Linked DNA regions of Homo sapiens: all the other regions are linked to region 3. A link is a loop called in an ENCODE intact Hi-C map of the cell type or tissue named here. Cell type or tissue: PC-3. All regions are shown on one strand. Links, peaks and the distances in the headings refer to the core of each region. The heading gives the core; the rest is flanking DNA.

What was found. Hi-C counts contacts between places; a loop is a spot of excess contacts. Peaks named below come from ENCODE experiments on the same cell type or tissue, not always from the same donor. Only the 100,000 strongest peaks of a DNase experiment are listed, where the experiment ranks them.
Region 1: a loop joins it to region 3, with 26 times the contacts of the local background. A loop is called at or near these places in 2 of 110 quality-filtered maps.
Region 2: a loop joins it to region 3, with 9 times the contacts of the local background. A loop is called at or near these places in 22 of 110 quality-filtered maps.

Annotation. Positions count from the first base shown.
Region 1 is chr11:110,524,740-110,535,882 of GRCh38, forward strand. No RefSeq gene overlaps it. Among named protein-coding and RNA genes, the nearest start is that of FDX1, 100 kb to the left of the region's middle. In PC-3, for the core only: a CTCF peak has its summit at 4,517 (motif pointing left); no DNase peak of the experiment used is centred there; H3K27me3 peaks cover 2,457 bases.
Region 2 is chr11:111,441,217-111,452,359 of GRCh38, forward strand. It overlaps LOC107984386 (a long non-coding RNA gene), which reads left to right and starts at 4,648. Exons shown (of 3, transcript XR_001748382.2): 1 at 4,648-4,751; 2 at 6,918-7,011; 3 at 7,337-7,428. It overlaps LOC644277 (a long non-coding RNA gene), which reads left to right and starts at 8,122. Exons shown (of 4, transcript XR_001748381.1): 1 at 8,122-8,277; 2 at 9,124-9,229; 3 at 10,031-10,193. It also overlaps a transcript of BTG4 not described here. RefSeq lists enhancers at 1-704, 5,436-5,615. In PC-3, for the core only: a CTCF peak has its summit at 5,536 (motif pointing left); a DNase peak (open chromatin) is centred at 5,525.
Region 3 is chr11:110,442,869-110,454,011 of GRCh38, forward strand. All of the region lies in intron 2 of FDX1 (ferredoxin 1), which reads left to right. Among named protein-coding and RNA genes, the nearest start is that of FDX1, 18 kb to the left of the region's middle. In PC-3, for the core only: a CTCF peak has its summit at 5,252 (motif pointing right); a DNase peak (open chromatin) is centred at 5,123; H3K27ac peaks cover 1,691 bases.

The DNA.
Region 1 (11,143 bases), core at 1,108-9,107, 81 kb after region 3:
GACACTATGTCTCTTCCCCCTGAATGCATCTTTTAAGAATAAGGATATTCTCCAACATAACTACATGACCGTTACCCTGCCCAGGATAACTAACCTTCATTCAATAATATCATCTGTTATGCAGTTTATATTCAAACTTCTCCAATGTTCCCCAAGAATTCGAAGAGCTGTTTTTTGGGGGGGGCCTAAATTCAATCAAGGCTCACCCACACATTGCATGTAATTGTCTCTTTAGTCTCCTTTAATCTATACATCTCCTGCCTTTTAAGAAATTAACATTGATATGTTTGAAGAGTCCAAGCCAATGGTCTCTTAGAATGTCCCACATCCTAGATTTATCTGGTTGCTTCCTCATGATTAAATGTTGATGAAACCCTTTGGGCAGGATTACCCCAAAGCGGGTATTGGGTACTGCTTTTGCAGGCCAGGAGAAGGCTCCTATCACTTTGTCCCTCTATTGGTGAGGCTGTTTCATTCCTTCATTAAATTACTGCTGTAGATTGGGTGTGATGGCTCACTCACGCTTGTAATCCCAGCACTTTGGGAGGCCAAGGCAGGAGGATCCCTTGAGCCCAGGAATTCGAGACCAGCCTGGGCAACATAGGGAGACCCCATCTCCATACAAAATTTAAAACATTAGCCAGGCATGATGGCACATACTTGTAGTGCCAGCTAATCAGGAGGCTGAGGCAGGAGGGCTGCTTGAATCCAGGAATTTGAGGCTGCAGTGAGTCATGATTGTGCCCCTGCACTCCAACCTGGGTGACAGAGTGAGACTCTGTCTCAGGAACAAATAAATAAAAATGAAGTGCTGCTCTAGGTGAAGTAGGGTCAGCGCTGTAGAGGTGAGGGCCTGAAGAGTGGAGGAAGAACCAGGGATCATTGTTGTGAATGGGGAAGGAAGTCTTAGGGGCTGAATCCCGGCAGCGGCCTCTCTCCCAGGAGCAGAGGGCCTGCATCTGTCCTGGAGCCCTTCCCTTGTCAAGAGCATGAAGAAACACAGCGTCAATGTCTGGGGGCCTACTTTCAATTTCCAGTGAAATTAGGACAAAGTTCCTTTAGGCTTGATATCATTTCTTTTAAGCCTGAGGCTTGAAGTTGGAGCATTCTAAATGCGTAGGAAACTGTTATGAATAGCAACGAAAGGCAGAGTAACTAACACCTGACATAGCTATTTTCCTTGCCATTGCCTCTGCATGATTTAATATTTAATATGCTTGTGGTCAAACCAAGTCTGAACAGAGCAAGCCTGAAGCACTTCTAGCAACACAGCCAGGTGGCCAGGAGCCCAAAGTGATATAACTGCGGTTTACTCACAGGCTTTCAGAGTAACCTTTAGGGCTGGTTGAACTCTCAGACACCACTTAGCATTTCCTAACAATGATCTGTAATGCATTTGGGAAGCCTGTCTGAATCACCCAATTAGATCATGCTTTCTAATGGGCCTCAATGCAGAGATGCTGCCAACAGCTTTGGCAGAGGCACACAGAGCCCCCTTCTTTACAAGGCATCTTCCACTCTCTGTTTTTGATTTCACTCTCACAACATCACTGTGTTGTATCCCAGGTGGATGCTACTATTCCCACTTGCAGATGAGGAATCTGAGGCTCGCTGAAGTTAAGTGACTTGTGCAACGTCACAAAACCATTGAATGGTTGCTGTGAGCTTTCAACTCAGGAAAGGGCTTGACTTTCCCCTCAGGTGCCCTTTCCACTGTGGTGTTGGGAGTTAAGTAGAGGCAGACAGGTCATTACTGGATGGGAAATGCCCTGTGAGCCATTGCCAGCTATGTTTCTGTGTTGGCCTCCAGCAGTGCTTGTCTGATCAGAGACAGGGGTTATGTGGTTAGAACTGGGAAGAAGGCACCCACTAAAATTCTCTAGTGACTTGTTTTCACTTTTGTTTTAGGTTTAGGGGTATAAGTACAGGTTTATTATATAGGTAAATTGCATGTCACAGGGGTTTGGTATACAGATTATTTCATCACCCAGGTAATAAGCAGAGTACCGGATAGACAGTTGTTGAATCCTCACCCTCCTCCCACCTTGTACCTTCAAGTAGGCCCCGGTATCTATTGTTCCCTTCTTTGTGTTTACGTGTACTCAGTGTTTAGCTCCCACTTACAAGTGAGAACGTGGAGTATTTGGTTTTCTGTTTCTTTGTTAGTTTGCTGAGGATAATGGCCTCCAGCTCCATCCATGTTGCTACAAAGGATATGAGCTCATTTTTTAAAAATGGCTGTGTAGTATTCCGTGGTGTATATGTACCACATTTTCTTTATCCAGTCTACCATTGATGGGCATATAGGTTGACTCCATGTCTTTGCTCACTGTGAATAGTGCTGCGGTGAACATACATGTGCATGTGTCTTTATGGTAGAATGATTTATATTCCTTTGGGTATATACCCAATAATAGGATTGCTGAGTTGAATGGTAATTCTGTTTTGAGTTCTTTGAGAAATCTCCAAACTGCTTTCCATAATGGCTGAACTAATTTACATTTCCACCAGCAGTGTATGAGCATTCCCTTTTCTCTGCAACCTCGCTAGCATCTGTTATTTTCTGACTTTTTAGTAATGGCCACTCTGACTGGTGTGAAATGGTATCTCATTGTGGTTTTGATTTGCATTTCTCTGATGATTAGTAATGTGGGCATTTTTTCATATGCTTTTTGGCTGCATATTTGTCTTCTTTTGAAAACTCTGTTTATGTTCTTTGCCCACTCTTTAATGGGGTTGTTTTTTGCTTGTAAATTTAAGCTTATAGATTCTTGATATGAGACCTTTTTCAGATGCATACTTTGCAAATATTTTCTCCCATTCTGTAGGTTGTCTGTTTACTCTGTTGGTAGTTTCTTTTACTGTGCAGAAGATCTTTAGTTTAATTAGGTCCCATTTATCCATTTTTGTTTTTGTTGCGATTGCTTTTGGAGTCTTGGTCACAAAATCTTTTCTGTAGCCTATACCCAGAATGCTATTTCCTAGGGTATTTTCCACAGTTTTTATATTTATGTTTTACATTTAAGTCTTTGGTTCATCTTGAGTTGATTTTTGTATATGGTGTAAGGAAGGAATCCAGTTTCAATCTTCTGCATATAGCTAGCCAGTTATTCCAGCACCATTTATTGTATAGGGAGTCCTTTCTCCATTATTTGTTTTTGTTGATTTTGTCGAAGTTCAGATGGTTGTAGAGGTGTGGCTTTATTTTTGGGCTTTCTACTTTGTTCCATTGGTCTATGTGTTGGTTTTAGTACCAGTACCTTATTGTTTTGATTACTGCAGCCTTGTAGTATAGTTTGAAGTCTAGGTATAGAATCATATTGTCTACAAACAGAGATAGTTTGACTTTGTCTCTTTCTATTTGGATGGCTTTTATTTCTTTATCTTGCCTGATTGCTATGGCCACGACTTCCAGTACTATGTTGAATAGGAGTGGTGACAATGGGCATTCTTGTTTTGTTCTGGTTCTCAAGGGGAGTGCTTCCAGCTTTTGCCCATTCAGTGTGATGTTGGCTATGGGTTTGTCATAGATGGCTCTTATTATTTTGAGTTATGTTTCCTAAATGCCTAGTTTGTTGAGGGTTTTTAACATGAAGGGATATTAAATTTATTGAAAGCCTTTTCTGCTTCTGTTGAGATGATCATGTGGTTTCTGTTTTTATTTCTGTTTATGTGATAAATCACATTTGTTTATTCGTATATGTTGAACCAACTTGTGTCCCAGGAATTAAAGCCTACTTGATCATGGTAGATTAGCCTTTCTATGTGCTGCTGGATTCAGTTTGCTAGTATTATGTTGAGTATTTTTGCATGTATGTTCATCAGGGATATTAGCCTGAAGTTTTCTTTTTTCACTGTGTCTCTGCCAGGTTTTGGAACCAGAATGATGCTGGCCTCATAGAATGAGTTAGGAAGGAGTACCTCCTCCTCAGTTTGTTGGAATGGTTTCTGTAGGAATGGTAGCAGCTCTTCTTTATAAATCTGGTGGAATTGGGCTGTGAATCTGTCTGGTCCTGGGCTATTTCTGGTTGGTAGGCTTTTTATTACTGCTTCAGTTTTGGAACTCATTATTGGTCTGCTCATGGATGTGTTTGTAGTAGTCCCCAAGGGTTTTTTGTATTTCTGTTGGGTCAGTGGTAATGTCCCTTTTGTAATTTCTGATTGTGTTTATTCGGATCATCTCTTTCTCTTTTTTTCTTTGTTAGTCTAGCTAGTGGCCTATCAATCATATTTATTCTTTCAAATAATGAACTTTTGATTTTGTTGATCTTTTGTATATTTTTGCATCTCAATTTCATTCAGTTCATCTCTGATTTTGGTTATTTCTTTTCTTCTGCTAGCTTTGGGGTTGGTTTGCTCTTGTTTTTCTAGTTCTTCTAGGTGTGATGTTAGGTTGTTAATTTGAAATCTTTCTAACTTTTTGATGTGGGCATTTAGTGCTAGAATCTTCCCTCTTAATGTCTGGTGACTTCCCAGAAGGTCAGGAGGGCTCCCTCTACTGGAAGCATCAAAAGTGGCCCACAGCTTGGTGGTCAAGACCATAGAGTTAGAATTAGATTGAGATTGGAATCTCAGCTCTGCCTCTTACTGATGTGTGGCCTTGAGCAGGTTGTTTAACCTTGCTCATTGTAAGTCTTCTTACCTATAAAGTGTGGTTTTATAGTTTTTTATGAAGATTGAATTATTGTATGTAAGGTACTTAGATCAGTAGTAGACACTCTATAATTAATAACTGTTATTGTATAATGCACTTAGTAAACACTAAATAAAAAGCCATTGTCATGGCATTGAGATATTTTCATGAACAGTGGTTGCTACTTGCAGACGATGTCATTGAGAACTGAACATATTCTGTGACAGTGTCTCCCAGAGGCTAAAGAAACTTCCTAAGTACAGAAGCCTGTGATTTGCACCTATATAATGTGCTCCATGAGACAGTTTTCCATCATGTAATCAGTAGTGCATTGAATAAGTGCTGGACAAATGGAGGTAAGAGTTGTGTTTCTTGCCCTCAGGGAACTTATGATCTGGCTGGGGTTGGCCAGTGGGGGAAGGTGCAAAAACCCATGCATAGAAGATAAACACCAAATATGGTAACATCATCCATATGGAGAGGATTGGGTCCCTTTGGAGTACAGAGAATTAGGGGAGGCAAGAGCCAGGGTGGCCAGGCAAGTCCTGGCATAGGAAATGGACTTGAAAAGTAACATTAAGTCATTCCTACTCCCTCCTTGCTGAGCAGGAATGAGAAGGCTAACTCCCAATGACAGGTACCGACTTGGTATCAGTTCAGAGGACCTCCCAGGCCTCTCTGCCCTTTGGTGGGGGTGTTACCTTGTGTTCAATTGTAATTCTCTCAGAGGGTCCAGGCAGCTGGTATGGGTATTAGTCAGGGTCAGGCCATACATGGGTCTGGGAAGCTCTGTTCATCTACCTGTTTGTCCACTCAATTATCTATATTTGTCTATATGTCTGTCTGTCCACATCTGCTCATTTGCCTGTCCATCTTTTCATCTGTTGACCTGTGTATGTCTGTCCTTCCACTCATCTATCCATCTGTTAGTTCAATCATCCATCTATCTGCTGTCTATCTGTGTGTCCACCTGTCCTTTCCATGTTTCTATTGCTCATCTTATTCCACAAAAGATTTGCAGTGGATTACAGAAAACACAAGGAAACAAAACAAGCAGACACACACGCATGCACGTATGCACACATACACAGGATTAGAAAGGTCTATGAAGCTAAGAAGTTGCAAATGGGAACGGGGCTAAAACTCAGACTATGTAGAAATGACATAATTGGTTGCTGCTATAGTTGAGCCACAAATTTGTCTGCTATTTATTTTTACAGTTATCTTCCCTGAAGTAGACACAATCTACTATTTGTTTACAAGAAAAAATATTTTTTCTTGTTTTTAGCTCAAAAATAACTTTATCTCATGAGGCTTCCTTCAGTTTCTGGGGAGAGGCAGTTGTTGGTAGTTTTATATGGTGGCTTCTAAATCAGACCAGCCTGAGTTCATATACTGCATCCGTCATTCAACAACTGAGTAACCTTGGGCTCACTGAGTCTTTCTGTGTCATACTTTCCTAATCTATAAAAAAATGTGATAAGACAAGTATCATCTCAAAGGGCTACAGTGAGGATTAACTGTGATTGTATATACCCAGAACTTAGTAAGGTGTGGGACATGTAATTAATCTTTAATATATGACAGCACTTGTTATTATTGAACCTAATCATGTTTCGAAAGCAATCTCTTGAGTGTGGTTGAGCATTAGCATTCACTCAGCTTCTGCATGCAGAAATCATGCAGAAAGTCAAGGACAGAGCAGCTCTGCCCAGGATAGTGCCTGCTAGCCTTGGATGGGCAGGGTAGACACTCTCATTCTCCAATCTGTCCTGTCGATTAGCAATCTGCTTTTTCCCTGTCCCTCAAGGTCCAGTCATGGGGGAGTACTTAGCCAGACTGCCCTGACCTTGTGGCCCCAGCTGGGAAGCAGAGACTAGGCAAGCTGCTGCGACTCACCTAATCTTCCCAGCAGCCATCCCTTTGTGCTTAAAGATGATTAATTGCATGGGAGAGTAAGTGTGTATCCCTCTCCTTGGCTGCAGTTGCCTCTCTCCCTCAAGCTCTGCGTAGCCAGCAGCATTTCACTCTTAACCTTGCAGTCTTCCTGGGCCTGATTTGCATCCACAAAGTTTCTATGTCCTATTTAGGAGTTGAACCATCTCTCCTTAGAGATCAAGGGGTGTGGTGCAGGGGACAAGCAGGAGGTGGTGTGGCTTATTCTGTCTGAGAGCAAGAGCCAACAACTCAGTTGTGACTGTGTATATTTGTGTGCGAGGGAAGATAGGGTGAGAATGGAATAATTCCACTTTGTTTTTACTTTTAAGTATTGCACAAATGGTCTCTGGAGTCCGCTGTCAGCTGGTAGACTTTGATTTAAAAGCAATGAATTGTATCCTCCAGTTGTGAGTAAAATTACAAATATCTTCAAGATGCGCAGTGCTCTGAGAAAGGGAGCTCACTCATCCAGGCTCTGCGGATGCCTCCTGTCCAGAGAAGGACACAGCACCTCTCTCTCCAGAGGGGAAGTGGGAAATGCGGAGAAGACTGTGGGGAGCATGTCCCACAACACAGGGACTAGAGAAGAGTATGATTTAGGGACATAGCCTGGATCAGATATGGGGTAGGCAGGAATGGGAAGGCCAAGTGAAGCAACATGGGCCCCTTTCAGGCTCTGCAGGTAAAATCCTCTCAAATTCGTGTCTGGAGAGCAGCTGTGTAGTAGAATACCTGGTATCATCAGGTAGAATGGATGCTACTTGATGAAGGCTTCTTCACCTCAGCAGCAAATATATATATTTGATACAAAGCCTCACTCTGTTGCCCAGGCTGGAGTGCAGTGGTATGATTTTGGCTCACTGCAGCCTGGACCTTCCAGGCTCAAGCGATCCTCCCATCTCAGACTCCCAAGTAGCTGGGACTACAGGCACACCACCACACCTGGCTAATTTTTGTATTTTTTGTAGAGACAGGGTTTCACCATGTTGCCCAGGCTTGAGCTCCTGGGTTCAAGCCATCCACCCACCTTGGCCTCTCAAAGCACTAGGATTACAGACATAAGCCACTGCATCCAGCCAGCAAATATTTACCAAGTGCCCGCAATACAGAAATAGAAAGTCAAAGCTGGGTGTTATGGTTTGGATCTGTGTCCCCACAGAATCTCATGTCGAATCGTAATCCCCGTATTGGAGGCGGGGCCTGGTAGGAGGTGATTGTATCATTGGGGTGACCCTTCATAAAGAGTTTAGCACCATCCCGTTGGTGCTGTCCTCATGATAGTGAGTGAGTGATCATGAGATCCGGTTGTTTAAACGTGTGTGGCACCTCCCACTCTCGTTCTCTTTTCCTTGTTGCTCTGGCCATGTAAACTGCCTCACTCCCCCTTTGCCTTCTGCCATGATTGGAAACTTCCGTTATGCTTCCTGTACAGCCTACAGAATCATGAACCAATTAAACCTCTTTATAATTTGCCCAGTCTCAAGTATTTCTTCATAGCAGTGCAAGAACAGACTAATATGCGGGACATAGTGTCTCCCACCTGTAATCCCAGCACCTTGGGAGGCCAAGACAGGAAAATGGATTGAGGTCAGGAGTTTGAGACCAGGCTGGGCAAGATAGCAAGACTTCGTCTCTACAAAAAATAAAAAAAATGAGCCAGGTGTGGTGGCATGTGTCCGTAGTCCCAGCTGCTCCCAGCTGCTTGAAAGGCTGAGGCAGAAGGATTGCTTGAGCCCAGGAGTCTGAGGCTGCGGTGAGCTGTGATTGCACTACCGCACCCCAGCCTGGGCGACAAAACGAGACCCTGTCTCAAAAGAAATTAATAAAGTATGGTGCTCTTGGGATATGAAACCCGTGGATAGGGAGGACCAACTTTTTGTATATATGCAGGTTCCACAGGGCCAACTTCAAGACTTGAGTATGTGTGGATTTTGGTATCCAAGGGGATCCTGAAATGAATTCCCCAACTCTACTGAGGGACTGCTATATATTCAATAATTGTTTTTCAAAGAGGTCACATCTTCTTGGTATAGTTAAGCATATTGCAGAAGGAGTTTAAGCAAGATGTATACTTGGGGAAGGCAACCAAAGGGAAAGGTTGCTGAAAGGGAGATTTGGCCCCTTCTCAGCTAACCCTTTGGCCAGGGGCTCAGCTCCAAGACCCCCCGTCTGAACACCTGGGAATGAGAACACTGGGGCATGCCATTTTGAAAAGAAAAAACTACTAATTACCTGCATAGAATAGATATTAAGAAGAGATTTCTCTAGGGATTTCAAAAAAAATAATCCATTGATTTAATAACTAACCAATTTCCTTATGGAAACAACGACATTTCATCAAGCACATGTTTAATTTTGGACATTCAACAATTTTCTGGATAAAAGAGAAAGAAACGCACGTGGGAGCACACACACACACTCACTCGCTCTTAAATGGTCTGGACCATTGACCCTGCCAATCTCAGTGCTTACAGACCTGGTGAACATGAATGGGAAATTAGAATATAGGCTTTCTTCAATAGGTCTCAGTTTTTATGAACCGTACACAGAATGAGTATTTCGTTGCTTTGGTGTTGAACATTTTTTTTTTGGTTTTTGTTTTAAAATGACCAATCTACTTCATTTCATACTCACTGGAGAGATGAATCTGTTGTAATCGTGGAGGAAACCTTGGCTTTGTTGGACTTACTGAGAGATACTGTCTTCAACATGGTGCTCTCCTAAGGAAATTTCAAGAGTACTTTTAATCATTTGTGAGCATATAAGTTTAGTTTTAGATGCGTATAATATAAAACTCAAATTAGTGACTTAAGATGGATTTTGATATCTTTCCAACAAAAATGTCCAGAGAAAAAAATGGTCCGGGTTGGTGACTCTGTGGCTGTGAAAGATCCAGGTTCTGCCTGTCTTCTGCTTCTTCTATTTGCCAAGACCAGCTTGGTCAGGGAGACCCTAATCCAGCAGCGCTAGAGGAATTAAACACACACACAGAGAAATATAGAGTGTGGAGTAGGAAATCAGGGGTCTCACAGCCTTCAGAGCTGAGAGCCTCGAACAGAGATTTACCCATGCATTTCCTGACAGCAAGCCAGTGATAAGCATTGTTTCTATAGATTATAGATTAACTAAAACGATTCCTTATGGGAAATAAAGGGATGGGCCGAAATAAAGGGATGGGTTTGGCTAGTTATCTGCAGCAGGAACATATCGTTAAGGCACAGATCACTCATGCTGTTGTTTGTGGTTTAAGAATGTCTTTAAGCGGTTTTCCACCCTGGGTGAGCCAGGTGTTCCTTGCCTTCATTCAGGTAAACCCACAACCTTCCAGCGTGGGCGTCATGGCCATCATGAACATGTCACAGTGCTGCAGAGATTTTGTTTATGGCCAGTTTTGGGGCCAGTTTATGGCCAGATTCTGGGGGGCCTGTTCCCAACACTATTATTGGCACATGTTTTCCAACTCAAGGCCACCCATGACCCAAGATAATTACAGTAACATCTTAGAGTCACATTCTAGGCAGGAAGAAGGAGAAAGGGAGGAAAGAGCACAAAGGTGACCCTCCCAGTCAAGTAAACCCCTTTGAGATGCTTTCCCAGCAGCTCCAACGATGACTTCAGCCTATATAGCATTGGCCACACCTAGCTTCAAGGGAGACTGGGCATACTGTTACCCAGAAGAGTCCTGGGGTTCTATTAGCGTGTGAGTAGGGGAGAATGAGTGTTGGGGAGGAAATAGTCTCTGCTATGAGTTTTTTGCTTATGAACTGACTTTAAAATCCAATCTCCATGTAAGGTAGATCTCCAATGTAACTCAGAGCCCTCCAGGTCTTCTGGGGCTCTTTGTGACTTGCTCATTCCTAGAAGGCAGGAATGCTGACATGGGCTAACCCAGAGGGCACTAGGGCACCAACTGACATGGTGTGAGTTTGCTCTGCAATTTGGATGGAGAGTAGAAGGGCAGAAAGTAGGTTCTTCATCCTTACTTTATAGAGGAAGAAAGCAAGTATAGCAGTGACAGTTTCTCAGGGACAAGAAGGGCTAGAAACATGGTAGTACAGGATGCAGGAAGGAAGAGGCAGAGCTTTATTGGTGGTGGGGAGGCGGGGGTGGGGATGGAGGGTGGGGCCTTTAGCACTTTGTATCACCAATGCTGAGTCCTGGGAGCCTTCTGTAGAGGGTGTGTCAGAAAATGTTCGGGAGTGTATTAGGCCATTCTTGCCTGGCTATAATGAAATACCTGAGACTGGGTAATTTATAAAGAAGAGAGGTTTAGTTGGCCCATGGTTCCACTGGCTTTACAGAAAGCATGGTGCTGGCATCTGCTCAGCTTCTTGGGAGGCCTCAGGAAGCTAATAATCATGGTGGAGGATGAAGGTGGAGCAGGCATGTCACAGGCCAGAGCAGGAGCAAGAAGGGTGGGGAAGATGCACACGATTGTCAATGACCAGATGTCCCAGATCTTGTGTGAACTCAGAGCAAGAGCTCATTTATCACCAAGGGGATGGCCCAAGCCATTCATGAGAGATCTGCCCCCATGATCCAAGCACCTCCCACTAGGTTCCCCCTCCAACA
Region 2 (11,143 bases), core at 1,338-9,337, 1.0 Mb after region 3:
AACCTAACTTAAGAAATAAAATATTAGCAAAGAAAATCTCATAATGTAATATCTCAGGGCTCTGGGGAGTAGGGGAGAGAACAGGGTCTGCTCATGTTCCCACAGGAAGGAAGGAGTATTGAGAAGGAAGAGAGAAGCAAACTAGAGCATCAGCAGCGGCTCCTCCGAGAGAGAGATGGCTCCTTGAGCACCAGAGTCAAGGGAGATTTTATGGGCTTGGGAACAGACCACAGAGAATACACCACCCTTCTTCTTTCAACTCTCAGCTCAGAGACTTCCCAGATCCCACAGTCTGAATTAGTCATGAGTTCCTTAGAGATGCCTTACGGATTGACTTCTCTGTCCTTGTCTGCTCTTGGGCTGTTTATAATATATCCATGCCTCTCCCACGCCTGACTATAAACTCCGTGACTGTGCCTCGCTTTTGATCTCATGAAGTTCTTGTACAGGGTAAGAACTCCTTGTTATTGACTTGAATGTGTGACTAATCCTGGGAAACCCCCATGGTTGACGGGCAGGGGACAGAAGCATTAACAGAAAGGGAAAAGCAAAGCGAGTTGGGCCGGGCATGGTGGCTCACGCCTGTAATCCCAGCACCTTGAGAGGCTGAGGCAGGCAGATCACTTGAGGTAAGGAGTTCAAGACTAGTCTGGCCAACATGGTGAAACCCCATCTCTACTAAAAATACAAAAATTAGCCAGGCATGGTGGTGCATGCCTATAATCCCAGCTACTCAGGAGGCTGAAGCATGAGAATCACTTGAACCCGGGAGGAGGAGGTTGCAGTGAGCCGAGATCGCACCAGTGTACTCCAGCCTGGGTGACAGAGCAAGACTCCATCTCAAAAAACAAAAAAAGAAAGAAAAGTGAGTTGAACATAAGAGACCAGAGCATAGCTAACACCCAGACTTTGGTTTCTAATAACATTCTCCAATAAAAAGGAACCAGAACTCCTTGGGGATATGGCCAATTCTAGGACGGGGACAGGAAATATACGAGATGAGATCAGGTGCGGTGGCTCACGTCTGTAATCCCAGCAATTTGGGAGGTCGAGGCAGGTGGATCACTTGAGGTCAGGAGTTTGAGACCAGCCTGGCCAACATGGTGAAACCCCATTTCTATAAAAATACAAAAAATTAGCCAGGCATGGTGGTGCACAGCTGTAGTCCCAGCTACTCAGGAGGTCGAGGCAAGAGAATCACTTGAGCCAGGGAGGTGGAGGTTGCAGTGAGCCAAGATCGAGTCACTGCACTCCAGCCTGCATGACAGAGTAAGATTGTTTCAAAAAAAATGTATACACACACACACACACACACACACACACACACACCAGATGAGCCTGGGGCATCTTATAGTGCCAAAAATATAAGGAAGTACTCGAAAAACAACAACAACAACAACAACAACCCACAATCATGAGGTATGTCCAAAGGACCCCGTAGCCCACTGGCAGAGCTCACAACAACCAGCACTGGATCATTTTGAAAGACAGGGAAAAAAAAAAACTCTCTATCTAAATCTAAAGTATGAAATGAATACCTATAAGTCCATATTGATATAAATAAATGTTCACGTGAATAAATAAAAATGAAGAAGCAACAAATCTCACATGCAGAAGAATCTCAAATAACTTGCATTCGATTAACTTACGTTAATTTCAAATAACTTAATTCCACCCTCGGGGAGGGATAAGGCAACTGCCCACTCCTTAAGTGTGGGCTGTACATAGTGATTTTCTTCCAATGAGCATAGTGTGGAAAGGGAAAAAGAGTAACCTCTACAGTGGAGGAAACCTGGCCAACGCTACCTCAGCCAGGTGATCAAGGTCAACACCAACAGTGATACATCATGTTGATTGCATGTACCCTTCATACAACGTGATGAAAATGGCACCTTGCCTCTGTGGTCTTCCTCTCAAAAACCCACACCTCCAGTCCAAGCGTTAGAAAAACATCAGATAAATCCTAACTGAGGAACATTCTACAAAATATCTGACCAACATTCCTCAAAACTGTCAAGGTCATCAAAAACAAGGAAAATTTGAGAAATTCTCTCAACTGAGAGTAGGCAAAGCAGACATGATGACTGGATGTCATATGTGGTCCTGGAACAGAAAAAGACAATAGGTAAAACTAAGGAAATCAGAACAAAGTATGGGTTTCAGTTAATAATAATGTATTGGTTCATTAATTATAACAAATGTACCATATTAATGTAAGCAGTTAATAAGAGAAGAAGCTGGGTGTGAGGTATATGAGAACACTGTACTATCTTTTGAAATTTTTCTGTAAATCTAAAACTGTTCTTAAAAAATAAAGTTTTTCAAAAAAATATCAGCACATTCTAGGAAAAACTTACATAACTTAAAAACAGAGGGAAAAAAAAGAGAGACAAAAGGGACTTTGGGATCATGGAAATTAAGTCGTCCCCCACCTGTCAGACCAGTGGAAAGTCAGGTAAAATCAGAACTGAAAGTGACATCCCGGGGGCACTGCCAGGGTCCTGAGAGAAGGCAGTTTGGGGATACAGTGAAAGTCAGACAGCTGGGGGCAACAGGACGAGGACCTGGGTGCAACAAGTGTAGGGCAGCAATCAGAAAGCGTGGTCTTTAGGTATGGGCATAGATGAAGCAGGAAGCCTCACTTAGAAGCCTCCAGCTCGAGGACGCTTAGCAACACAGGTGAGTATTTAAAACAGTGCAGAGTGGGGAGTAAGAAACCAGGGTGAGACAGCACAACCACCTCTGCAAGCATTTAAAACGGACATGTGCCTAAACGATGCCTGCTTTGCAGGAACTCACAGACACACATTTGGTTTAACAGAATTATTTTTTATGGGGAGATGGAAATAAGAATAAATGGAGAAAAATAAATGAACAAAATAGGAGAAGTTTCCTGCCCAAACCACACCAGCAATGACAATGTTCCATGAACTGAGTGTAATTAATTCAAACCACTACCCTGAGGGGTGTGTGTGTGTGTGTGTGTGTGTGTGTAGAGACAGTGTGTGTATGTATGTGTGACTGAGAGACAGAGAGAGAGGAGAGGAGAGGGAGGGAAGAGGAGAGAAGGGGAGGGGAAGGCAGGGGAGGGGAGGGGAGAGAAGACATAGGAGAGAAAGGAAAAGAAACAGGAGAGTCCTAAGAGGCAATGTCTCACTTATTTGTGGAATCTAAAGATCAAAACAATTGAATTCATGGACATAGAGAGTAGAAGGATGGTTACCCGATGCTGGGAAGAGTAGTGGGGGGCTGGGAGGGAAGGTGGGGATGGTTAATGGGTACCAAAACAAATAGAAAGAATGAATAAGACCTACTATTTGATAGCACAACAGGGTGACTATAGTCGATAATAACTTCATTGCACATTTTAAACTAACTTAAAGATTGTTATTGAATTGTTGGTAACTCAAAGGATATGTTTTTTGACACATGAGATGTTTTAATACATAATACCCCATAAATATATACACCTACTATGTACCTACAAAAATTTAAAAAATAAAAATTAAAAAGTAGAAGAAGAGGTAAGGGAATCAAATGAGATTTTTTTCAGAACTGGATGAAAGGCAACAGAAAAAGGAATGGTGGAAAGAGGGTGGCTGAAGACGTTAGGAAAGAAAGGCAGGAGAGCGCAGCAGTAAAAGCTGGCGTGGGGGATTCCTCTGTGAGAGGCAGGGGAGTGGTCAGGCTCTCTCCAAGGCAACGGTCAACCAAGAAAGTTTGTTTTTGAAAACCATAACCTTCTCTGTCAAACGGGACAAATAGGACATAAGCCTTAGAGGACAAAGACAATAGATATTGGTGAGGGGATAGAAGAAGCAGTGGCGAAGAAGAGAGATGGGGAGCCCAACGGCTACCCTCATGGTACCGTGCTAAGGTTAAGGTTGCCCTCGTGGTACAGTACTGTGAGGAAATTACTGATGGGTATTGGGGACTTGCCCTCATTCTGCCATCAACCAGTTATGTGACCTTGTGAAAATCCCAAACCTCTCTGAGCCTCAGTTTCCTCATCTTTAAAATGAGATGTTGGAATGAACACGCTCCCTTCCCTAATCCAGCAGTTAATGCAGTCTGGGAGTTCATGCAGGAAGGAAGACTAGTGGCATTACCTCCTTGAGGCTGGATTCACAGCAAAGCCTCCAGCATCTATACCTCCACTCCTATTGTGTATCGTGCCAACAGGGTCCGGGGATCCTCTGAGCCTTTTCAGCCTGTGTGGGCTGTCACACAGCTCAGTTCCACATCTTTCATCGTGCCCTCCTTTGTTATATACGTGGCCCTATAAGGGCAGTCCTCTGTATTCCCACAGGACTGAGCCTAGGAAAGAGGTTCATTAAGTATTTTGCCACATTCTAGGCCCAACATATCCCCAATTGCTAAAGGCTCTGAGGCAGGACATTTCAAAGCAGAGAACAATTGTTCTCTAATTAGGATCTGATTTTTAATTTAAACTTCAACCTGAAAAGCAACCTGAACTCTATTTTAGTCTTTTCCGGTTTGCCATTCCTAGAAATCCTGTCCAGTGACCTGACCTTGTGGGAATTTTCCATCTTGTCTTGTGTTGACTCAGGACAAGACACTTCCTCCCTCTGGGTCTGAGTTTCTTCATCCACAAAATAAAAGAGCTGAAGGACACAGCCCCTAGGATCCCTTCCAGCTCTACTACTCTCGCCAGTTGGAGTAATCTGAACCTACTTAGGCCCCCAGGACCTTTCACCAGCCAAGTACAACCTCCTTGTCCCACTCACCAGGTAAGAAGTTACCTTTGAGATGGATTTCACAGAAGGGAGGAGAAGTGCAGAGAGCTAATGGCCATGATTATAATAGAAACAGGATAGAGAGACCACAAGGTTACAGAACATCCCTTAAGACCTCAGAGCAGTAGGAAGCTTTCCCACCTACCTACCCAGAGCAGAAGGAAGGTTGACAACGTGAACCTACTTTCTACTACCTGGGAAATGTATGTGATTGGTATGGAGCGAACAGGCTTCAGAGCAAGAATACCTGGGCTCTACCCTGGCCTCACCTCCTATTACTGGTATGATCTTAGGCAAGTGATTTCATCTTTTTGTTTCTCCATTTCTTAACACAATAAGTGGGGTTCATTACAATGTCAATCTCACAAGGTAGTTGTGAGTACCAAAAAGCGTGGTGCATATCAAAGTTCCTCGCAAAACTTTGATACTGAAAGCATGGTCCAATGAGGTCAGCCTTCACTGAGAGCTTCTTAGAAAGGCAGAATCTTGGGCCCCACCCCAGATCACCCATACTGTTGAATCAGAATCTCTGTCTTTAAAAGATCCTCAGGTGATTGGCAGGGACAGGAACGTTTTGGAATTGTTGCAAAACATTACACAGATGCTAATCTTACTTCCTATAAAAAATAATTAAGATCATGACACCAATAAACACACACACACACACACACACACACACACATCCTCCCCTGCAACAGCATTTCCTCTTCTCCTTCCACTGGACTCCTCCACGCCCTGCTCACCACTTCCTGCAAGCTCACAGTGCCACCATCTGGACAAACAAAGGCAAAGCAGATGACTGAGATGTGCAGGGAAGGACACTCAAGGGCCTGGAACACCCAGAAGAGAAGTGGCTTTGTGGGAGGAAGTCAGCCTGTGCTGAACATTATGGTAACCACCAGCCACCTATGGCTACTGAGCACTTGAAATGGGGCTACTACAAGCTGAGATATGCTGCATATCCAAATGCACTCTGGATTTGAAAGACTTACTACAAAAAAAGAATGTAGCTCCTGGAAGCTAAGTCTTAGTCCTAATTACTGCGTGGCTGTCCCCCCACAGGTAGTCTCTGTCACAACTCACCACCTGCTCCCTGTGCCCCGGGAACTTTCCTCTCTGGAGCAGGACCCTACAACGCCTCCTTCTGCCACCTCTGCCCTTTTGAAAAGTAATTAATGACAAGGCCAGGACCTGAGCCTTTCTCTCCACCACCTGCTGAATGCTTTATCCGATACATCATGTGGTTATCCAAGGATTCACTGGCAGTTTTACAGTTTCCAGTTTTTCTGGGTATGCATATTCTTTAAGAGCACTTGACTGGTTGCCTGAATTTTCAGTCTTTCTGGACCGCAGTCTTCTTTATAAACTGGGAGAAGAGAACTAAATAATCTCCAACATCCTTTCTAAAGCTAAAACCATATGGGTCTCTGAAACCTGGCTGTACACGCACCAAAGGCAGAAGCCTCGGGTTTTATTTCCTTTGCATCTCTCCTGCAGCATTTCACACACGGAGAGTACTTAAAGGAATCTGGCTGGCTTTGCCTTGCAGAAGAAGGGAACTGAGATGTCCCTTGCCCTCACTAAGCCCAGTTATGCACACGCATGCACACACACCCCACCAGCTTCTCTAGGAAGGAAAAGGAGATAGGAGATAGAGAAGAACCGTGGAGAGCAGAGGCGGCAGATGGAGGCATTCCTCCGGAGAGGAAGGTTCCCGGAAGACAGGGAGGTAGGAAAAAGAGAGTGGAGACACTTAAGTTGTCTGGGCCAAAGCTGCTCAGAGGATCCATATCTTAGATTTCATCCTCATGAAATATTCAGTGAGTGCATCCCGGAGCTCCCATGGGTGGCAGAGGCTGCCCTTCCTGGGCATTTCTCTCTGAGTTGGGATCCTGGGTCCACTTGTCCCTGTGCCTCTCCTGTACCGCCACCCTCATCTTGTTTTCTCATAGTGTTGCTGGCACTGGGCCTCTGTGCTTTGCTGCCTTCTAACTCTCCATCTGCCTCCCCAGCGGTCTTTCTCAGCATCTGTCCACCCTCTTACTTCTATGCCTACCTCTCTCTCTGCCACTGTCACCCCACCCAAGGGTGAGGATGCTCCCCTTTGAGGGCACCCCAGTGACATGGGCTTCCATAGCTGTCTTCTGCCATGCCCTCCAGAGTGCCACATGCCTGAGCACAGAGAACCCTCAGGACTGCGGGAATGAGACGCCTCGTGCAAAAGAAGAGCGAGACCCACCAGGATGCAGAGAGGGTAGGAGCTGGGGGTATAGTTGAGGAGTGGGGAACAGAAAAACAGCTCTGGGGGAAGATGCTGGCTTTATGAGACACCTGGGCTGGGCTAGGGCTCAGAAGCCCCCTAATGGGAGAAGAGCACTGTCAGGGGTCCACTTGTGCCCCTGTGGGATCGTGGGTGACCCACCGCTCCTGGAAGCTAAGTCTTAGTCCTAATTACTGCATGGCTGTCCCCCTACAGGTAGTCTCTGTCCTAACTCACCACCTGCTCCCTGTCCCCCGGGAACTTTCCTGTCCGGAGCAGGACCCCACAATGCCTCCTTCTGCCACCTCTGCCCTCCCAGGTTCTTCAACCCCTGGCCCGGCCAGGATGCCTGTTTCCCCTGTGGCTCAGAGGCCACCCAGCCAGAGAAGGGCAAGGACACGTGTGTCTGCCGGGGGCCTGGGCGAGTGTTCCAAGTATGTCCTCTGGCAGGGGGGCCCAAGGACAGGCTGCGTTTCCAGGACTGTTTTGGTCTCAAGTCAAACTCGGCTCAGGTGTAACTTGACCAGGGTTGGCTCAGGTTTCCAAGTGACTTGGGGATAGGGTTGCCAGATAAAATACAGGGTACCCAGTTAAACTTGAATTTCAGATAAATAACAAACTTTTTTTTAGTCTTGCATGGGACATAGTTATACCCAAAAAAAAAATTGTCTAAAATTCAAATTTAACTGGGTGACCTGTGTTTTCATTTGCTAAATCTGGCTCGCCTTCTCCAAGAAAATGACAGACTTTATGTTGCTTTTTGCCACGATCACTTCCAAAACACATCCTAGCCCAAGCCCTTCCAACTTGAACGTTCTCTGCAAGCCAACAAATGTGCATGTGAATTCTTCCTTTGCTGAATGTCTCAAGTCTCTTTTTTTATTGAAATGATAGCACCAGCCAGACCCTTACCAGAACAGGCTGGTCTCCCCCTGACTCCTCCCCTGCCCTGTTTATTGCTCATTTCCCCGCCCCTGCCCTTGTCTTCTGGCCCATTTCCAAAAGGGTCACAGCCAAAAACCTGGGCATGGTTCACCACAACGAAGTATTAACCAACCAACATGAACCAGCACTCCTCCCTCCCCCTCCCCGCCCCCAGCCCAGTGACAGTCGGTACCCCTGCCTCCCGGGCCACCGAGACTTTGGAGAGCCAATGGGCTGTGTCCAGTGGGAACACAGGAGCTGCAAGGACGGAGCCACTGGAATCAGGAGGGGCTATGTTTGACCAAGGCTCAGTGGAATGACCACTGTGCCCACGAGGTAGGAGAATGCCCATCTATTATGTCCTTGGCCTTCCTGCCCCTCCACCCTCCCATTCAAATGTCCACCATTCCAGCCACTGGGCTCATTCCATTGCCCCTCTCTGGAAATATAGAGGTCAGTACTTTGCACTCTCAGGCAGTTCCTAGAAGCAGCTGGAGAGAATGAGGAAGAGCTTCCCCAGGGAGGTGTCCCCAAGAAGTTTGAGTCTTTGTGCAGGTGTGTGCCACACCAGGAGATGCCCATGGACATGACCCAAGCCCTGGGGCTCTGCCTGTGCTGGGGACAACAGTCAAGCAGAATGTGCAGCCCTCTGTGCCCAGAGAGACAGAGACACATCTTGCAGCTCAGCTGCCCTGATGGCATCCCACAGATTTCTGTCACTGAAGGCATGGGGAGTCAGGTACAGTACTCTGAGGTCCTACCTCATGCAGAGCCAGGGCCTGTGACTTCTGCCTCCAAAGAGGGAGCATGCAGGACATGCCTATGTGCAGGGTCCAGAGGCTGCTGCTGCCTGGCCCACATCACTGGCACCTCACCAACATCAGAGGCTCAGAACCAGAGCAAGGCCCCTTTGTTGATTTTATTTCATCCTACAAAACTCCTTGAATAAGAGGTCATTGTGTTCATGAAAGAAGAGGGACACTGTCCAAGAGGTCATGACTCCAGGCTGCCCCTGCCCCATGGAGTTCTTGGAACTATTCCCACCCCCACCTCCCTTGTGTCCTTTCAGGACACTCAGACACAGCTCAGGGAAGGGGCTGTGTTCGCCCTCCCTTCCTACTGGGCAAGTGTGTGACTCCGTGTCTTGAGGGAAGATCTGACACTGCCTCTTTTCGTTTCCAGGATTTTTACCTTCTGGACCAGCCTTCCCCACCACGTGCTGTGGGCCATCCCTGCAACTTGGACTTAGGGCAGAAGTCTGTCCCCCTCTATGTGGTCAAGATGGATGGTAAGAGAGCTGGACAGATGGAGGCCACAGGGAGGCCTGTGGCTCGGGACCACACACATGCAAGCCTTGTCCTTACCAGGGCGTGTGCTCTGTCCCATGACCAGAAGCTGAGGTTTGACAGGGCAACCACTCCCCTAGGGAGGGCTCCCTGAGAACTGCATGCAAATTCTGACCCCCCTCAATGTTTCAGAAAGTTGAAGCTACCACGTGCAAACCAGGCTGAACAGCTGCTGATTATATACATGCTCTTGGGAAAACTCTTACCCCGGTCCCTGCAGGGTCAGAGGGAATCCCTGCTTGTTCTAGCGCTTGGCTTCCTGGGCCTGACCTGACCAGATGGTGAGCTACTACACTCCCTAGGCCTTCCCCTCGGGGATCCCAGGTGTCCAGACCAGGATCCAGGTGGGCATCGCAGCTCACCTGTTGCCCCTCCTATCCCTCCCCTACCCTTCCCAGGTCCCAGCACAAACCCATCTGAAGAGTGGCAGCTCTCCCTCATTCTCTGAATCTTACCTAGGAAAGTCTAGGGAAGGACATCTGGACTCTTCTTGGTCACTGAGCCTCAACTCCACACATCTTGGGGATCTGCTGCCCCCAGAGCCAGGCATCCGAAACCCCACAGTCTGCCTCCAAGTCAATGATACCCTGGCCTTCCTGGTGACTCATGAGCATTACCCAGAGTATGACCTGTGAGTGTCCAGAGACCACAGCCCCATCATCATGGAGGCCCTAGAGAGGAAATGCCCCTGCATCAGCCACCACTCCCAAAGGCAACGTATTCCCTCCTTTCTCTCTCCTCAGGGGCCACTTCTATAACACACTGGAGCAATATGACTGGCGGCGCTTCCGGGCCCTGGCTGAGGAGTCCCAGCTCTATGAGCAAAGCCTCAGCCTCTTTCTGCAGCAGTTCCAAAAGCCGGGCATTTATGTCTTTCGTCTGAGCAGCAACCGACATCGGAAGATGGTTTGTCTACGATAATTTGCCTCATTTAAGACATTATCCCATTATTTCCCCTCTCTTTAAAAAATACTGCTGCAGGCCAGGTGTGGTGGCTCACACCTGTAATCCCAGCACTTTGGGAGGCCAAGGAGGGCAGATCACCTGGGTCGGAAGTTCGAGACCAGCCTGACCAACATGGAGAAACCCTGTCTCTACTAAAAATACAAAATTAGCTGGGCATGGTGGTGCATGCCTGTAATTCCAGCTACTTGGGAGGCTGAGGCAGGAGAATCGCTTGAACCCGGGAGGTGGAGATTGCAGTGAGCCGAGATCGTGCCACTGCACTCCAGCCTGGGCAACAAGAGTGAAACTCTGTCTCAAAAAAAAAATAAATACTGCCTCATAACCAGCTCAGACAGATCTGCAGGGAAGGAGATGCCCTGATGTCCCTATCAGTTTCAGGGTCCCACAATGCTAACAGATGGTCCTGGGATGCCAAAGTTCATTTCACAGCAACCCAGCATGTGCTGTGCAAGGAGGGGAAGGTTGAGAGGATGGGAACACAAGTATGTATTCAGGGACATCAATGGCATTGAGCGGCTTAGGACCTCTGGCTATCTCTCCCAATCCTCCACTTTGTCTCCCCCCGACCCCCATCTGCCAAGCCCACCTATGCATGGTTTTATCTGTGTGACCTGCACATTGCACCACCACACTGATCCAGGTGTGCTGTTAGTGCCACACACAGCATTTAGTATCTCCCTGTCAGCACAACATCCAAGAGGTTTTACTGGCTTAGTCCCAGAACATGCACACAGCTCCCTCATACAGATAGTCATCTGATTTGAGTCATCTGATGTGAACAAGTTTCCCAGGAAAACTCTGATTCTGCCTCCCAGTCCCCAGGTTTACACAGTCATCCAACTATTTGGTCGGTGTTGGCCGGCGTGGGTCCCACTCTGTCTTGTGGCCAG
Region 3 (11,143 bases), core at 2,148-10,147:
GTGGGAGGGACCCAGTGGTAGGTAATTGAATCTTGGGGGCAGGTCTTTCCCATGCTGTTCTCCTGACAGTGAATAAGACTCACAATATCTGACAGTTTTATAAGGGGAGGGGGGTTCCCTGCACAAGCTCTCTGCCTGACGCCATCCATGTAAGATGTGACTTGTTCCTCGTTGCCTTCTGCCAGGATTGTGAGGCTTCCCCAGCCATTGTGGAACTGTAAGTTCATTAAACCCTTTTTCCTGTATAAATTACCCAGTTTCAGGTATGTCTTTATCAGCAGCATGAAAATGGACTAATACAATTGGTTACATAGTTGAAGACACAAAACTGTGGCAGTGTACCTCAGTCTGCAATGGCTGATGTTTATGGGTGCTGAAAATTCATCTTTACCCCTGCCCTGCCCCGCTACCTTTTTTTTTTCTGTAGGAAAATGTCTCAAGTTTTAAATTATGTAAAGCTTTCAGCACTAGCATCTTTGGTATAAAAAAAGATGATGGGATTTAGATTATCTTCCCTCCCCACCACATCATTTAACATGCCGTCTGTGGTTTTTGGACTTAATAATATCCTTTTTTTTTTTTTTTTTTTGAGACGTAGTTTTGCTCTTTTTGCCCAGGCTGGAATGCAATGGCACGATCTCGGCTCATTGCAACCTCTGCCTCCCTGGTTCAAGTGATTCTCCTGCCTTAGCCTCCTGAGTAGCTGGGATTACAGGTGTCTACCACCACGCCCACCTAATTTTTAAAATATTTTTAGCAGAGACGGGGTTTCACCATGTTGGGCAGGCTGGTTTCGAACTCCTGACCTCAAGTGATCCGCCTGCCTTGGCCTCCCAAAGTGCTAGAATTACAGGTGTGAGCCACTACGCCTTGGCCAACAGCTAATGCCCTTTCTGATTGGTGTGAGATGGTATCTCATTGTGGTTTTGATTTGCATTTCTCTGATGATTAGTGATGTGGAGCATTTTTTTCATGTTTGTTGGCTGCTTGTATGGCTTTTTTTGAGAAGTGTCTGTTCATGTCCTTTGCCTATTTTTTTAATGAGGTTGTTTTTTGCTTATTGATTTAAGTTCCCTATAGATTCTGGATATTAGACCTTTGTTAGATGCATAGTTGGTGAATATTTTCTCCCACTCTGTAGGTTGTCTGTTTACTTTGTTGATAGTTTTTTTTGCTGTCTAGAAGCTCTTTGTTTAATTAGATCCCACTTACCAATTTTTGCTTTTGTTGCAATTGCTTTTGGAGACTTAGCCAAAAATCCTTTGCCAATCCAATGTCTAGAAGAGTATTTCCTTGATTGTCTTTTTTATAGTTTGAGGTCTTAAATTTAAATCTTTGATCCATTTTGGGTTAATTTTTGTGTATGGTGAAAGGTAGGGAGTCCAAGTTCAGACTTCTGCCTATGGCTAGCCAGGCATCCCAGCACCATTATTGAATACGGAGTCTCTTAAAAAGAGTAAGTGCTGTCCGGGCGCGTTGGCTCATGCCTGTAATCCTGGCACTTTGGGAGGCCAAGGCAGGCAGATCACTTGAGGTCAGGAGTTTGAGACTAGCCTGGCCAACATGGTGAAGCCCCATCTCTACTAAAAATACAAAAATTAGCCAGGTGTGGTGGCATACACCTGTAGTCCCAGCTACTTGGGAGGCTGAGGCACCAGAATCACTTGAATCTGGGAGGCGGAGGTTGCAGTGAGCTGAGATTGTGCCTCTGTACTCCACCCTGGGTGACTGAGCAAGACTGTCTCAAAAAAAAAAGAAAATATATGTGTGTGTGTGTGTGTGTATATATATATATACGTATATATATATATATATACACGTATATATATATATATACGTATATATATATATATACGTATATATATATATATATATACACGTATATATATATATATATATTTGCAGAACAACCTCTGAGCTGCCTCACTCTGGGCACACTGCCTATGGGATAGCTGTGCTCCACAAGGAGTCCTACTTCTGCTGCTGCTGTATGCTGCTGCTTCAATGAAAGTTGCTATTTAACACGACCGACCCGCCCTGAATCGTTTCCTGGGCAAAGCTAAGAACCTTCCTGGGCTAAGCCCCAATTTTGGGGCCTGTCTACCCTGCATCAATTCTATATGAATTTTAGAATAGTTTTTTTATAATTCTGTGAAAAATGATGTTGGTAGTTTGATAGGAATAGTGTTGAATCTGTAAATTGCTTTGGGCAGTATTATTTGCTTATTTTTCTGATGAGGTATTGTTTATTTTTATAGGTTAGCAAAAGCTCTTTAAATGTCCTATTTGATAAAAATTGTGAAGATGAAAATTTTAAACATTTATTTAAATGGCTTCCAACTGCTATTTTACATGAAGTTACATATTCTCAAAATAGTGTAAAATGCTTTTTGCATAAATAATTTGTGTGGATTGCTTTATATTAATTTCTTCTAAATTAAAACATAAGTATTATGATCTTAATACTTGAAAGTATTCTTTTAAGTTTTTAAAAGTATTTTTTTCTTCATCACTTGTGACTATATATTACAGTACAGTTTTTTTTAAACCGCAGGTGACAACTATTACAAGGTCATGAAATCAATTTAGTCACTCCCAACTAGCATTTTAAAGAAATCAAAAAGAACATATAAAAACATATCATCTTTTGCAAGGGTATTATCTTAGGAAATGTTTATTTAGCTATTTTACAAGTATATATGTACTGGGTCATGATGTAAAATGAAATTCGTACTGTGAGTCACAGTTAAATAAAGTTTTTTCTGAAAGTCATTGGTTGGAATGGAAGAATGTCCTGCCTGGGCTTCTTTCCCAGCTGTATCCCTTTTTCAGCTTTGTGACCTTGGGTTGGGTATCTAACCTACTCATAACTCATCTTTTCATCTGTAAAGCAGGGATAATATTAATATCTACCTCATAAAGTTGCTGTAAAGATCAAATGAGTAAATCCAAGCAAGTCCTAAATAAATATTAGCTAATATTGTTAACATAGGTATTAATACAGATTCATTGTTCATTATAGCAAATTTTAAAAATACATTTAAAAAGAATTTAACACTTCATATCATCACACAGAGATAAGCACTGAAATAATCTTTTTTCCGAATACCCAAGAAATATAGAAAATTTAATGTAAATTTAAAAATTCTGCTGGTATCATAGAAATTCGCGTATTCAGACTCAGAAGAAAAGCTTTAAAGATCAAGTATCCTGACATGTCCACAAATCTTTGTATTTAAAGATAAGCTTGAGATAAGTAAGCTAAACTAGATTCACCAAAGACAGAGTTAAGCCTAAGCTTCTTTCTAGAATAAAGATGAGAGAAATGAAATCAGGAAGGGTGCAATGTTATCATTATAAAGAAGAGCTTATTACCACAACATTATGGGGGCAGCTGTTTCATTAATTCCTAAGGCTGAATGCAGGAGCCCATCTAAACACTGCATTTGTCATAAGTCATACAGATGAACACCGTACTCCAAACATGGCTGACCGAAGTACTTAGTTTCTTTACAGTTTCTCCCTGGGTGATCTCATCCGTTCTGTGACCTTAAATCCTTTCTAGATATTGATAAACTCTTAAATTTACATCCTTAGCTCAGACCTCTCCTCTGAGCCCTGATTTACAGATCTAACTTCTTGCTTTACATCACTTCTTGGAAATCTAACATATTTAAAACAGCTTTTGCCTTTTTTCCTCCTGATGAAACCTGTCCTTCCTCGAGTCTTTCCTACCTCAGTAATGAGCACCACCCGGCTGCTCGAACCTGAAACCGTAGAGCACCATTCCTTCCTCTTTCTTCCCAACCTGACATCCAGTCCATCGGCACCTCCTGCCAGTTGTGCCCCCAAGATTCGCCTCCAGCATGTCCTGTTGGCTCCATCCCTACAGTCGGCACGAGGGGCTGGCCAGCCACTGGGCGCCTGGAGCTGTGCTAACCTGCTTCTGCTCTGGAGTTTAACAGCCAGGTAATTTGTCCTAACAGAAATCAGACATGTCAGTCCCCTGATTAAAAGCCATGAGTGGGCCAGGCACAGTGGCTGACGCCTGTAATCCCTGCACTTTGGGAGGCCTAGGTGGGCAGATCACAAGGTCACGAGTTTGAGACCAGCCTGGGCAACATGGTGAAAACCCGTCTCTACTAAAAATACAAAAATTAGCCAGGTGTGGTGGCGTGCACCTGTAATTTCAGCTACTTGGGGAGGCCAAGGCAGGAGAATTGCTTTAACCCAGGAGTCAGAGGTTGCAGTGAGCTGAGATTGCACCATTGCACTCCAGCCTGGGTTACAGACTAAGACTCCATCTTGGAAAAAAAAAAAAAAAACCGAGATGGGCGGATCACGAGGTCAAGAGATTGAGACCATCCTGGCCAACATAATGAAACCCCGTCTCTACTAAAAATACAAAAAAAAAAAAAAAAAAAAAAAAAAAAAACCCAGCTGGGCATGGTGGTGCATGCCTGTAATCCCAGCTACTTGGGAGGCTGAGGCAGGAGAATTCCTCGAACCAGGGAGTCGGAGGTTGCAGTGAGCCGAGATTGCACCACTGTACTCCAGTCTGGCAGCAAAGTGAGACTCCTTCAAACAAACAAACAAAAAACCATGAGTGTCTTCCTTTGCACATAGGATAAAATCTGTATTCCCAGCCGTAAAAGGCTCTGCATTATCTGGCCCCATCTGCCACTCTTCCTCTTTTTTGTTTTTTTCTCATTGTTCTTTGTCTCACTTTGGTGATACTGGCCTTTTCTCAAGAGCTTGAACTCACCCAAAATTCCTACCTTTGAGACTTTGTATATACTTTACCCTCTCCCTGAGACACATCCCTCTCTCTCCCATCCCCAAAATTTAGCTTTTCATCTATCAAATCTCAATTTATGTACTTCCTTAGCGAGGCTTTGCCCAGCCACCCAGTCCAAAGTAGTGGTTCTCTTGTTACCCTGAACCCATTATTCTCTTTCTCAGCATCTTGTTCACTTGTTTTATAGTATTTGTCACAGTTTAGTAATTATGTATTTCTTGTGTATCTTTCCCAATAGACTGCGATGAGGGATAAAGTCATTCCTGTTTAATTCCTCATTGTATACGAAATGAAGTAATAAGTGAACACATGAATAAAAAGGGACAGTCATAAATTTTGGAAACAGTTCAAACTTATAAACATTCTCATTGCCAACTTTTATATTAATATAGATCTTTTGGATGATGCAGGTACCTGTTTTCAGAGTGTATCATAATATTCTGTCACTAGGGGGCAGTTACACACCTGAGATTCAACTTACCTAGTTTACTCTCAAGACATTTTTTTCTTCAATATTACCTGTTTTCTTCATGTGTCTGTTTTGAGGGAAATTATACAAATTGGAAGATCCTGATTGTGTTTGTATAAGTTTATTTGTATTCCCCTCATGCTTGAGTCCCTATTGATATAATGTATTTCTGACTATGCTAGATCAATCTTTAATCTAGAAAATTAGATTTTATATTTACACATAATTTCCATTTCTAATATATAATATTCCCACACAGCCATCCTCTAGATTTTTGTTTGGGAAAGGGGTTAGGTGTCGGGGCAGGCAATTGTATTGTCAGCATCGTAGTAGATAATACAAAATGATCTTAATATGAGATGCACACACACAAAATGTCTTTTCCCGTTGGCAAACACTCAAGTTACATGAAAGGAAAGGAGCAGAGCAGTCTGCAGAGATCTGACTTTCTCTAGGAATTAATTTCACAGCTACAACTTCTGAGGATTTGCCCAAGTACTTACTATCATTATTCCTGTTTTAAAAAAACAAAACTTGGTTCATGAGTTCACCAACCTTGAAATTAGTAAGCATGCTTTACTATTCTTCATGTCATTTTATATGCATATATTTGAAATTGTGCAGATTAACAGTATTGAGATTCTTACTCTAGCAAAATCAGAAGCATTGCAGAAACCAAAACTGTTGTCAGGAATCCTGTAATTTTAAGCTGGCAGGCTGTGTGAGTTGTAAATTTTACATTTGTTACTGCAGCTAAAGATGGACCATTTTAGCTAATAAACAAATCCCTGCCATCCTTTGTCAGCACCATGTGAACCATGCTGTTTATAGACATCTGAATATCTGTATGATTTTCTTGACTATGGTGATGATATTTTAAACTGTGGTTATAATTTAAAATCATTTTTAAAGCCTGTATCAGTTTCAGCCAAGCATTAAGTGCTAATACTGAAAAATGTATCTGAAAATGAGTTATTTTGGAATAGAGGTTAGATATAACAAAATGTTAGGAAGAAAGCCAAAAACCTGTCATGATACATACTACTGTTAATTTAGGAGAAAGCACTCTGAATTGTTAGCCAGTATGTAAACAAAATCAAAGCAGTACTAAAATGTATATACTTTTAAGTTCATGAAAATTGTTGTATAACCAAGCCAGGATGGTGGCTAAAATGCTAGCACCAGGGGCTAATATCAGTGTTGCTGTAAGGTGTTCCTAAATCAGGTTATTATCTGTGCTAAGGCATGAAGTATGTTATTATTATTAATTTTAATTGACAGATCATAATTGTATTTATGGGGTAGGTACAGTGTGATGTTTTGATACATGTATACAATGTGGAATGATTAACTTAAGCTAATAAACATATCCTTCACCTCACTTATTTTTTGTGATGAGACATCTGAAATTTACTGTTAGTAACTTTTGAAATACACAATACATTATTATTAACTGCAGTCACCATGCTGTTGCTATAGATTTTTTAAAATTAATTTTTTATAATATTTTGAGACAGAGTCTTACTCTGTCACTCAGGCTGGAGTGCAGTGGCATGATGTTGGCTCACTGCAGCCTCCACCTCCTGGGTTGAAGTGATTCTTGTGTCTCAGCCTTCCTAATAGCTGGGATTATAGGTGAGCACCACCACACCCAGCTAATTTTTGTATTTTTAGTAAAGATGGGGTTTCACCATGTTGGCCAGGCTGGTCTCGAATACCTGACCTCAAACAGTTTGCCTGCCTCGGCCTCCCAAAGTACTGGGATTACAGGCATGAGCCACTGTGCTCGGCCTGTGCTAGAGATCTTAAACACAAATTCCTCCTAACTGAAACTTTGTAGCCTTTGAACAGCACATGCTCATTTCATTTCCTTACCCCCACTCCCATCTGCTGGTAACTACCGTTGTATTTTCTAAGGCAGTGGCCCCCAACCTTTTTGGCACTAGGGACTGGTTTTGTGGAAGACAAATTTTCCATGGGCAAGGTTGGGGTGGGGATGGATTTGGGATGATTCAAGTGCATTACATTTATTGTGCACTTTATTTCTATTATTATTACACTGTATCATATAATGAAATAATTATACAACTCATCATAAGGTAGAATCAGTGGGAAGCCCTGAGTTTGTTTTCCTGCAACTAGATCTAGGTCCCATCTGGAGGTGATGGGAGACAGTAACAGATCATCAGGCATTAGATTCTCATAAGGAGGGTGCACCCTAGATCCCCCACATGCACAGTTCACAGTAGGGTTCTCATCCTATGAGAATCTAATGCAGCTGCTGATCTGACAGAGGTGGAGCTCAGACGGTAATGTGAGCAATGGGGAGCAGTTGTAAATACAGATGAAGCTTCCCTCACTTGCCCTCTGCTCACCTGCTGTGTGGCCTGTGGCTCGGGACTGCTGTAAGACATGATGTATTTTTGGTTATTTGAAAGGTGGACATAGTAATGAAAAGAATTTTACATCAAACATTTGTTCTACTTAAGTATATTTTAAAACAAAAATGTTTGAGGATTTTAGATTTTTAAACTTTAGGAATCCACTTTTCTATTTTGTTTCTTTGAGAAAATAATTCTTGAAATATGAGACTTGTACAATTTCCAAAATCTTTGAGAATGCATTTCTCATAAAACATCACTTTGTGTTTACATATATGTGTATATCCATGTATATATATACATGTACATACATGTATACACATAGACATACACATTTTCCCTGTTCATTTACTTTTATATAGCCAACCACTTATAAAGACACTAAAAGCTGACAGCCACCAATATTACTCTGGGGCTGTGTATATAATAAGTTATATAACTTTTGCACCTCATTCCTTCATATACATCATATATTAGTATACCCATATTGTGATCAGCTGCAAGTTTTAGCCTTGTAGTTGTTGTTTGTTACTTTTATATCCTTTATTCTTTTATAGTTTTATAGGTTATCTTCCACTGTTTATTTTGTAGGGTTCTCTGTGTATATGAAAAGCCAAAAAAAAAAAAGCTCCCCATTTTGTGAATAGCTTTTGTTTCCATAATCTATTTTCAGGTCAGCTGCTTGTTATTTGGAATTTGTTTTCCCATAAAAAATAATGTTGGCTAAATTTTTGAGCCAACACACAGAACCTATTTCTTCACAACTGACTTAATCACCATTTATAGCTTGTTTTTTGGGATAAAATGCATTGCACCTTCTAACTCTTGTAATTGTAGCTGCTGCTGCTTTTCTTCTACTTTTTTAAAGAGACAGGGTCTCATGCCAGTCAGAATGGTGATTATTAAAAAGTCAAGAAACAACAGATGTGGTGAGGTTACAGAGAAATATGAACACTTTTACACTGTTGGTGGGAATGAAAATTAGTTCAACCATTGTGGAAGACAGTGTGGTGATTCCTCCAAGATTTAGAACTGGAAATACAATTTGACCCAGCAATCTCATTACTGGGTATATACCCAAAGGAATATAAATCATTCTGTTATAAAAATACGTGCATGTATATGTTCATTGTAGCACTATTCACAATAGCAAAGACATAGAATCAACCCAAATGCCAATCAATGATAGGCTGGATAAAGAAAATGTACATATACACCATGGAATACTGTGCAGCCGTAGAAGGAACAAGATCATGTCCTTTGCAGGGACATGGATGGAGCTGGAAGCCATTATCCTCAGCAAACTAATGCAGGAACAGAAAACCAAATACCACATGTTCTCACTTACGTATACCACATTTTCTTTATCTCTTTATCACTTGAGAGATATTTGGGTTGTTTCCACCTCTTGGCAATGGCCAATTGGTTTTTGACAAAGGTGCAAAGCAATTAGTGAAGAAAGGGTATTCTTTTCAACAAATGATGTTGAATCAATTGGATATTCATGTGGGAAAAAAAAGGTGCATCAACCTAAACCTCACATCTTATAAAAACATGAATGCAAAATTGACTTAGATCTAAATGTAGAACTTAGAACTGTAAACTCCTAAAAGAAAGAACAAGAAAAAATCTTTAGGACCTGTGGGTAGGTAGGCAGAGAATTCTTAGACATGACTGGAAAAGAATTTATATATAAATTCTTATATATAAGAAAAATAAATTAGAGTTCATCAAAATTAAAAACTTTTGTTCTTCCAAAGACACTGTTAAGGGACTGAAAAGCCAAACTACAGACTGGGAGAAAATACTTGTAAATCACATATCCAGTGAAAGGACTTGTATCCCGGCTATGTAAAAAGCTCTCCAAACTTAACAGTAAGAAAACAACACAATTAAAAAAATGGGCAAAAGATATGAACAGACACTTCACCAAGGAGAATTTAGAGATGGCAAATAAGCTCATAAAAAGATTGAGGGGCATCTGGACCTGAACTTGTATGTGTGAATGAGTTTGTGTTGTTTAGAGTTTCTCCTAGAGGCACAAGAGACTAATGGTGATGTCATACTCCCAAGTGGCTTTGGGAAAAAAATGAGGCAAAGTTAAAAAAAAAAAAAGATATTTTACACCTTTAATTTCTTGGAGAAAATGTGAATGAAAGTCACAATGTGACACCACCAGATACCTACTAGAAACAAACCATGGGACATTCAAACAGTGGAATGCTTCTTAGCAATGAAAGGGAGCAAACTATAGATACATGCAACACATTGGATGAATCTCAAAGGCATTGTGTTGAGTGAAAGAAGCCAGTTTCAGTCAAACACTGTATGATTCTATTTATATGAACATTCTGGAAAAGACTAAACCACAGTGATAGAGAACAGATCAGTGGTTACCAGGGGTTAGGGATGAGGTAGACTGTGACAACAAAGCAACAGCAAAAGGGAATTAAAAGTTTTAGGCTGAGGAAGCTGCTCTGTACCCTCAGTGTGGTGGTGGTTACACAAGTCTATACATACATTAAAACTCATAGAACTGGCCAGGTGCGGTGGCTCACGCCTGTAACCTCAGCACTTTGGGAGGCTGAGGCAGGCAGATCACCTGAGGTCAGGAGTTTGAGACCAGCCTGGACAACATGGTGAAACCCCGTCTCTGCTAAAAATACAAAAATTAGCCAGGCATGGTGGCTCATGCCTGTAATCTCAGCTACTCCAGGAGGCTGAGGCAGGAGAATCACTTGAACCCGGGAGGCGGAGGTTGCCGTGAGCCGAGATCGCACCATTACACTCCAGTCCAGGCAACAAGAGTAAGACTGTCTGAAAAAACAAACAAACACAACAAAACAAAAAGCCTCATAGAACTGAACACTGAAAGAGACAACTAGTAATTGGAGGACATAGCTCTCATGAAATTGGCAATATTTTATGAGATAAAGAAAACAGAAAAGGAGTAACTTTTTTTTTTTTTCTTAAATAGCCTCTTGTTCTTCTTACAGTTTTAGGCTCTTTTTTATACCCAAATATTTACCTTATTTTTGCAGGTTTTTTTTTTTCCTCCTAAATACCCTTTTTGGTTAGGTGTCTCCAATATTCTCTAAAATTCTTTAATTTTTAATAAACCGTATAGGTTAAATCTCAAAACAAACTCTAGAAAACTACTCATCTGTCTTCTTATGGATTTTTGAAAGATTGAAAGTTTCTTTTTACTTTTCTATTTTTTAAATTTTTCTTTGAGCCCTGACCATGGCAAGGACAGAATAGTTCATAAGTGCTATCCATAGGGTCTTGGAAACCCTTGGTACAGATCGTTTCTGTAGTGATAGTTGTTCTAACACAGTCTGACCGTTAGCTTTCTCTGGTTTAGTGTTAGCTCTCTCACATAGGCTGGTTTCATTCTGAGTCTTATAGTTTCTATTATATTTGAACTTCTTCCTAGTACAAAGAATAACAAAGGATAAATTGTTGGCAAGTTTTTTTGGCAGAAAAGGTTCGAAA